Regions from separate parts of the Mus musculus genome. Here region 2 is linked to region 1. Evidence: chromatin loops called from intact Hi-C (ENCODE). Cell type or tissue: gastrocnemius. All regions are shown on one strand.

The links. Peaks named below come from ENCODE experiments on the same cell type or tissue, not always from the same donor. Only the 100,000 strongest peaks of a DNase experiment are listed, where the experiment ranks them.
Region 2: a loop joins it to region 1, with 2.6 times the contacts of the local background. A loop is called at or near these places in 7 of 42 quality-filtered maps.

What each region holds. Positions count from the first base shown.
Region 1 is chr17:80,002,788-80,006,787 of GRCm38, reverse strand. No RefSeq gene overlaps it. Among named protein-coding and RNA genes, the nearest start is that of Gm41625, 23 kb to the right of the region's middle. In gastrocnemius, a CTCF peak has its summit at 1,777 (motif pointing right); a DNase peak (open chromatin) is centred at 1,772; H3K27ac peaks cover 885 bases.
Region 2 is chr17:79,697,403-79,701,402 of GRCm38, reverse strand. No RefSeq gene overlaps it. Among named protein-coding and RNA genes, the nearest start is that of Cyp1b1, 16 kb to the left of the region's middle. In gastrocnemius, a CTCF peak has its summit at 2,018 (motif pointing left); a DNase peak (open chromatin) is centred at 2,025.

The DNA of each region.
Region 1 (4,000 bases):
GACCTCATGGAAAGAGACAGCTTTGAGGAGTGGAGGTGGACACGCTGGACCTTACTGAAAGCAAGAAGAGGAAGCATTTCTGAGAAGATGGGTCAGTGGTTTGTGTGCCAGACGCCAGGCCAGGTGTTTAGAGGATGAAACAGAGATGGGCATGGTCACAAAGACCAACAGTACAAAGGCAAGGTCACTCTCATGACCACAGCAGAGAAGAGCAGGCACTTTACATGTAAATAACAATCTGCGGACTCCTCTAAAATGCTTCTTTTGCCCCCTCCCCCCCCTTCTATCTATTAACCTTTGGTTCCTCTCCACCATTATCTGATGGCACTTTCCAGTTCAGGCCAACGCACAGAACCGCAGTCCCCGTAAAACACAGAACAATAAAAACAATAGCTCTCCGGTCAACTGTTAGCAGGAAAGCCCTGGAGACTGGGAGGGTCACATGGGTCAGGCAACTGTTGCTGATGGGAATGGAATGATCAATTTATCCTATAAAAAGAGGTTCGGCCTGTCCAGGAAGCAGGTTAAATGCTGTGCTATAACCCCAGGCCAGAGTCTAGTTGTTGGGACAGGAGAAAGATAATGACCCAGGGCCCTAGTCAGCCAGGATCCTGGAAAGGACACACACAGTTTCCTGTCAGCACTCTTATATCCAACGCTGGTCTTTAGGAAGTCTTGGTGCTTCTTGGAACTTCTGTTTCTTTATCTGAGGCATTGCCTGGTTTATGCCTCTTCTATCCAGCTCACAGGGCTATCCTAATCATAAAGTGTATTAATATTTGTAAATAAATTCCAATCTGAACACTTGTAGTGCTTAGAGGCTGTCTCTCATTTCAGGGGAACTCATTTCTTGGTTCACTAGGAGGGGGAAAAAAGCACAATTGGCAAGTGTTCAACACCCCATTAACCCAGAGAAGTGACTCATTGATTTCCTTGTGTGACCGTTCAAGGACTCTGCACATCCTTCGGTGGACCCTAAACACAGCCCCTCTTTATCTAAATTTAGCCCAATCATTTCAAGTCTTACAAAGAAGCAAGTTCTTCTTTAGACAGAGGAAGACAGCTAACCTTGGATGAGTTGACTATGTCATGCTGGAATCCAGCTTGACATTTGAACTTGAATCTGTCTGACTCCCAGGGCACCATCAGTTTTCATGCGATGCTATTGTTTAAGGTCCAAGAGTGGCCAGTGCCCAATACATGGGTATCTGCTCCTTTCCTACACTTCTGTCTCTTCTCCATCTCTCCTCCAGCAACATTAAGGATGACCTGACATCCAACAATTTACAGAAAATATATATGTGTGTATGTGTATATATACATATATAATATATTATACATATACACACACATATATAAATAATACATATAAAATATATTTTATACTATATATATATATATATTTGCAGGCTCTCATGGAGCTTTGAAGCCACCCAACGTCTTTAAAGCCATCAGTCCAGGTGGTCACTTCAGACAGAAACCTAGTTGGGGCTCAGCTTGAGCACAGGGCAGGGGTGTGGGGTGCAGGTGGGCGAGGGAGCAGCTTCACTTTAACCCTCTTTCTCAGTGTGGGGTTCTCTTCTCCATGTGGCCAATGAAGAAAGGTCAGCCTCGAATCGGGTCCTTTGTTCTAGTGCAGGTGGCCGAGTCTTCTTCGTGGGCATTTTGTAGCAGTGAAGGTGACCCTCGAGCTAGGCTGGGAAGTCTGGCTCTTGGATCTAAGCAAACACAACCATCACATGTCCAGGACAGTGCTGTTCTGCTGGCAGGCCTCCAGAAGGGGGCGTTGCTGTCCTATCTGACAGAGGACAGGAGAGCCGGAGGTTTCAAAACAAGCACGACCTAGCAATTTCCATAATATAATTTAACCAGGAGTAAGCCTTTGACGACGAATTTTTTTTTTTTTTTGGGTGGGTGAGGGTGGGGGAAAGGAGAATAAAAAATTTCTAGAGTTGTTGAAATGAGCACCTCAGTAGGTGAGGCAATTAGATCATTATGCAAAAAAAGTCATTTGCATTTTTAACAGCCATAGTTAGAATGCAAAAAAAAAAAAAAAAAGGCATATAGCTAACAGTCAAAAAGGAAACAAAGCCGTCAATGTGCCAAAAAATGAAGCATATTAAGAGAAACTAAAGACTGAGAAGGAAAAAGGTACAAACAAAACTAGGCAGAGGTTACAGGCAGTTACAACACAGATCTAAAGGGTTTCCAAGCACGCAGGAGCGCAATCGTACTGACAATCAGGGAAGCTAAAGGAAAGTGAGCGACCACCACAAACCCCAAAGATTGGTGCAAACCACAAGGTTGGTCAAGGAACTGGGAAGATGCAGAGGGGTGGAAACACCAGGAGCTTGAGGGGCGGCTCTCCAGGCTCAGCTGTGGAAATACCTTCTGCTCCAGAGACTCTCTCAAATGTCAACAGGACAGTGAGAAGAGTGTACCGGACAAGTGTTTGAAAGAAGAAAAGAAGCCGTCAAGGGGAGCAAAACCAGCTGAGCCACGGGATATCAGAAAGCTGGGAAAACAGCAAACCAAAACAAACTTTTCATGTAGATGGGAAGTGAAAACACACAAAACAAAACAAAACAAAACAAAACAAAACAAAACAAAACAAAACAAAACAAAGACTGTAAGAGGGCCATTGATAGGAACTTAAAAGAGATTTGGGTTTTTTTTTGTGTGTGTGTATGAGTGTTTCGACTGCATGTATGTATGTGTACCGTGTGCATGCAGTCTCCAAGGAGGCCAGAAGATGGGGTCAGACCGTGTGGAGCTAAACAAAAGACTATTGTGAGCTGTCATGTGGGTGCTGGGAATTGAACCTGGATCCTCTGAAAGAGCAGCCAGTGCTCTTAACTGCTGAGTTATCTCTCCAGCCCTCACTCTGAATTTTAAGATTTATTTATTTATTTATTTATTTATTTATTTATTATATGTAAGTACACTGTAGCTGTCTTCAGATGCACCAGAAGAGGGCATCAGATCTCATTACAGATGGTTGTGAGCCACCATGTGGTTGCTGGGATTTGAACTTCAGACCTTCGGAAGAGCAGTCGGGTGCTCTTACCCACTGAGCCATCTCACCAGCCCCACTCTGAATTTTAAAGAGGAAAGAGAAAGAGGCAATTACTTAAGTTTTTGGCTACAGGAACCGAGTTGGTAAGTATTTTTTCATATGACTTGTTTTGGTCACATCAGCAACTGGAGATAGATTATTATTTTGTAACTCAAGAATTAAAGCTACATACCCCACCCCACCCCACCCCCAGTATCTGTGACTGAATCTAAGACCTCAGACATCTAGGTATGTGCTCTGTTACTTAGCAACATCCTCAGCAGCAGCACTTTACTAAGTTGCCCAGACCAGTATTGGACATTGCTTTATATTATTTATTTATAATTTGTCTGTGTGTATGTGTGTGTGTGCACACATGCATGTGTGTATATGTGTACATGTATGTGTGCTCGTGTGTTTGCTTGTGTGTGTATGTGTGTGTGTACCACAGCTCACATGTGAACATCAGAGGACAATCTATAGGTGATTTTTTTTCCCCTTCCACCTCGTAGGCTTTGGGGATTGAACTCAGATCTTTAGGCTTGACAACAAAATCATTTACCCCCTGGGTCATCTTGTTGGCCCAACTAGCCACATATTTTAAAAAAAAATACAACCCAAGAGGGGGTATTTATTTAGAACTTTTGATCCTCTTTCCTTAGCCAAGATTTCAGACCTGCCCCACCAGGTCTGACTGAAGTCATTTGTAATGATTTCCTTCCATCAGTTGTGACACTTGTTAATGGGGCTGGACATTTGGTGGCACTGCCTGCCTTGAGTGTATCTGGCATTTGGAAGTACAGAGGAGAGGGGAGGGGGAGGAAATGAGACAGGGGGTGGAGGGGAAGGAGTGAGGACAACACCCCACCCCCACCCCAGCTATGCTTGCCTGCTTGAACCCGTCACATTGGCCCTGTCTCCTCACACATCATTAGGATGTCTGAT
Region 2 (4,000 bases), 310 kb after region 1:
ACAGCTTTCAAGCTGGGAGTCATTTTACATTTTTAGATGGTTGAAAGAAATCAAGAGATGAATAGTATTTCACGACACAAGAACGTTTTTATGAAATTCAAATTTTTATTTCCGTGAATGAAACTAGCTGGAACACAGCCACATTAATTTGTTCTCTTATTGCTCACGGCTGCTTTCATGGTACAATGGCAGAGTTCAGTAGCTATGACAGATACCACATGGCTTGCAATGCCTAAAATATTTAGTATCTGACCTTTTACAGAAAAATCTTGTCAACCTTGGTCTACACGATCAACTTCTCAGGGCACTGACTAATAAGGATAACAACCTTTGCATGCTGGGAAGTATGTTTTGGTTGGCACAGCACTTCCATGTGATTGTTTCTGCCTGAGTCTTGGCTGGCCTTGGAGTTGTGTTAGCACCCAGGCAAGCTGAGGCTGCCTGAGAGAGAGATACAACACCCGCCCCCCCCCACCCCCTAAGCCAAGATCCCCGAAGGAGGCACCAGGGAACAAAAAATATGTCAATTACGCTTTCCACAAAGGCAATATTTCAGTCTCTTTGAAAATGTTGGCTTTGTATCAGAAACTGAGGAACCCAACTACTAGAGGGCAGCATTCAGACCCATGCGCAGGTATTGTGGGTATTTATCCAACACCCACCATTCTTCCGACTTGCTAATAGAGTCTTGGGTATAGGCTGTGTAGACTTTTTAAGGCTCTTGAAAACTGTCAGTGACATAATAGCAATGAGTTGAGCTGAAGTAAGGTTTGTGGCTTGAGGTTTTAAAGGCCTATTTTCTTCTTGATTCTGACCTTTTGATATTTTTAGGGCTAAATCATTACTTTATTCTATTTTTTAACCAACAAACAATTTTATAGATATAATGGGGTACAAGGTAATGACTTGGCATATTGTTTATTGACTAGTGATCAACTCTGTAACTTTCACAGACTTTTTCATTTCTCTATGGGGAGAGAATTCAAAGTCATCTCTTTAAATCTACAATAGTTGATGTTACTTGTAGAAACTGAGCGGGGGCTTTGGAGAGTAGTCGAGAGAGTGTGTGATGGGGAGAGGCCAGTTAATAGACCTGACATTGAAACTAGGAGAAATAATTCTTGGTGTTCTATGGACTCCATGATTTTATAGCTTCTGTGGTGGGCTATAGCTTCAACATTTTTTGCATGTAACCTAAGACATTTGATGGCATCCATCAAATATGTTCCATACGTCAGTCTAACTGAAAAAGCTAGTCTAATCACAAGGGGTACTCTGAATTGTACTTTGGAAAATTCTCATGTGTTCTTACTGTTTTCAATATACTTTACATAATTAGAATATAATTTTATATACAGTGAGGTTCATCCAGCCCATTACTTATTCAACATCTAACTTATGTTTCTAGGTGTTATTATAAAGTGTTAAGAAACGGAATGTCATATAAACAAGCAAATACACTCACTCAGAGATGCCTTTTCTATTGGAAGAAATGTATTTAAACATCCCTAACAGGGTTTGATGAGTGTTTGAAGAGAGATATGGATTAAGAGCTTTGGGAACAATGACCAAGAAATACCAAGAGCTTGTGGGGAGAGGACACTTAAGAGAGGCTATAACAAGTTGGGCAGTGGTGGCTCATGCCTTTAATCCCAGCACTTGGGAGGCAGAGGCAGGTGGATTTCTGAGTTCTAGGCCAGCCTGGTCTACAGAGTGAGTTCCAGGATAGCCAGGGCCTCGTTTCAAAAAACAGAGAGAGGGTGTTTCAAATCCAGTGTGGGGGGTGGAGGGGGGGTGGGGAGGAAGGGAAGGAGGGAGGGGGAAGAGAGAGAGAGAGAGAGTCTAAAAAAGAGGTGTCATGATGTCATTTGAGCTGAGCTGAAGTAGACAATTAGCAGTTTATCAGAGAGATATAATGTTGAGGTGAGAATGATGGTAGGAGGGTTGTGGACAGCCCTGGAGAATCCCTTGGTGACATAATTCTAGAATCCCAATGGACACTGCAATGCTGCCACCTTATGGTGCTCAGGAAATAGCTTCAGGGTGAGTGACTTGGATGTGCTTAGGGTTGGTCTGGGTGTGGTGGGGGATTCGTGTATGCATCTATATGGGCTAAAGGGGTGTGGCAGGTATTGTGGGTACTTATTCAACACCCATCATTCTTCCTACTTGCTAACAGAGTCTTGGGTATAGGTCCCATAGACTTTTCAAGGCTCTTGAAAAATGTTAGAGGCCTAAGGCTAATTGTCATACAGTACATGACTTGCTTTCTTGGGAATGTGAAAAGAACATTTTAAAAGTTGGGGCTGTATGGGTCTACAGAATAGATTCGTCGTTGAGGTATATTTTAATGGGTTATATTAGGGACATGCACGTTCTGATTTAACAGGGAGAGAAGAAACGGAGCATGAAATGTTTGTCTGAGGAAAGCCCTGGGGAAGGGGGAAGACAAGACCTCTGATGTATCAGGACGCGATACCAAACTTCATAGGGCTTGTGTAGCATGGACTTAAGCTCCAGTTTTCAAATCCAGTTTTTTCCATGTTATGAAAATGTGTGAATTTGCTGTTAAGTTTAACCTTTTAAAGTGAGTTTTTACTCCTGGGGACAATGAACTTTATAAGCCTCAAGTTTCTAGAGTGCTACAAGTATTCAAGTAAATGATGCATGCTAAAACTTTAGCTCAGTGGTCGCTGTGGAGAAGCAGGGAACAAAACACCCACTTCCACAGCTGGAGTAATAATTATTAATTGGGAACTTTAGGCCTAGAGGCTGGAAAAGCAAGCAAACAAGACGTGTAAGCCTAGTTTGCCAATGGAGATTTGGAAATTCAACCTATAAGAGAAACGTGTGGACCACAGAACTGAGAATGAAGCCGTCTGGTCCACAGCCTGCAAACTGCCCTCTCAGAGGATACTTAGAGGCTCACAGGAAGCCCGGAAAACACTGTGGACCAGGCTTGGGTCCCCAGGCATCCATGCGACCTTCTCCTTTCCTCCTTCATGTAGACTGTCCTTGAACTCATTCAATCCTCCTGCCTCAACCTCTCAAATTCTAGGATTACATTCATGAGACATCAGATCGATGCTTGGTTCAACTCCTGTTATTATTTTTTTCTGACAAGGATTTTTTTTTTAAAAATCATATATGGAGAAAATACTCAAAAGGTCTGTAATTAAGTGTAATTATACTTACAATTATGTAAATGCACAAGCATCTCCCACGACAACACACTGCCACTTACGTATCTTTTCTCTCAAAAGTAGACTTAGATGTGTAGTAGGTTCTTCCTCTTCAAATCCATTAGCATGTGGAGTTATGTAAACGTAACATTTGTCAAAATGGATATTACTGACAAATGTACTGTACTATCTCAAAGAATGAAACTGAAGATTTACATCTTCAAAATCTATAGAATGAGTCAGAGCTTTATAAAGGGACTGTATTATGCCAAACTCTTTTTTTCTATACAAATGTCTGTAAATCACCAGCCAAAGCAAACAACCAGAATACAACTTCATACTATAATAAGACTTGGATTTTGTTTGTTGCTTCTATACTGTGACATCATTGACATGGAACTTTATGGAAAACTAGGTAACATGTAAGAAAATATTATATAGTAATATACTCAGAGAGATGACAGAAATATATAGGATGCAATGAACATACACCATGAACATAGTTGATATGTATTCATCTATGACAGCTGTTATCTTAAATGTGAAAATGTGGGTGATCTGTAATAGCAACAAAAAAATGAATTAAAAAAAACCTGACCTATGTCAAAAATTTTCAATACAGGATCTCACTATGTAGCTCTGACTGTCTTAGAACTCCCTCTGTAGACCAGGCTAGCCTCAAACTCACAGGCCTGCCTCTGCCTCTTAAGTGTTAGGATTAAAGGCATGCACCAGTGTATCTGGCCCTATGTCAATGTTAAATATAGTTTAAAAGTAAAGTCCCAGAGGCAGGTGTATCATGCTAACACGGGTTAAAA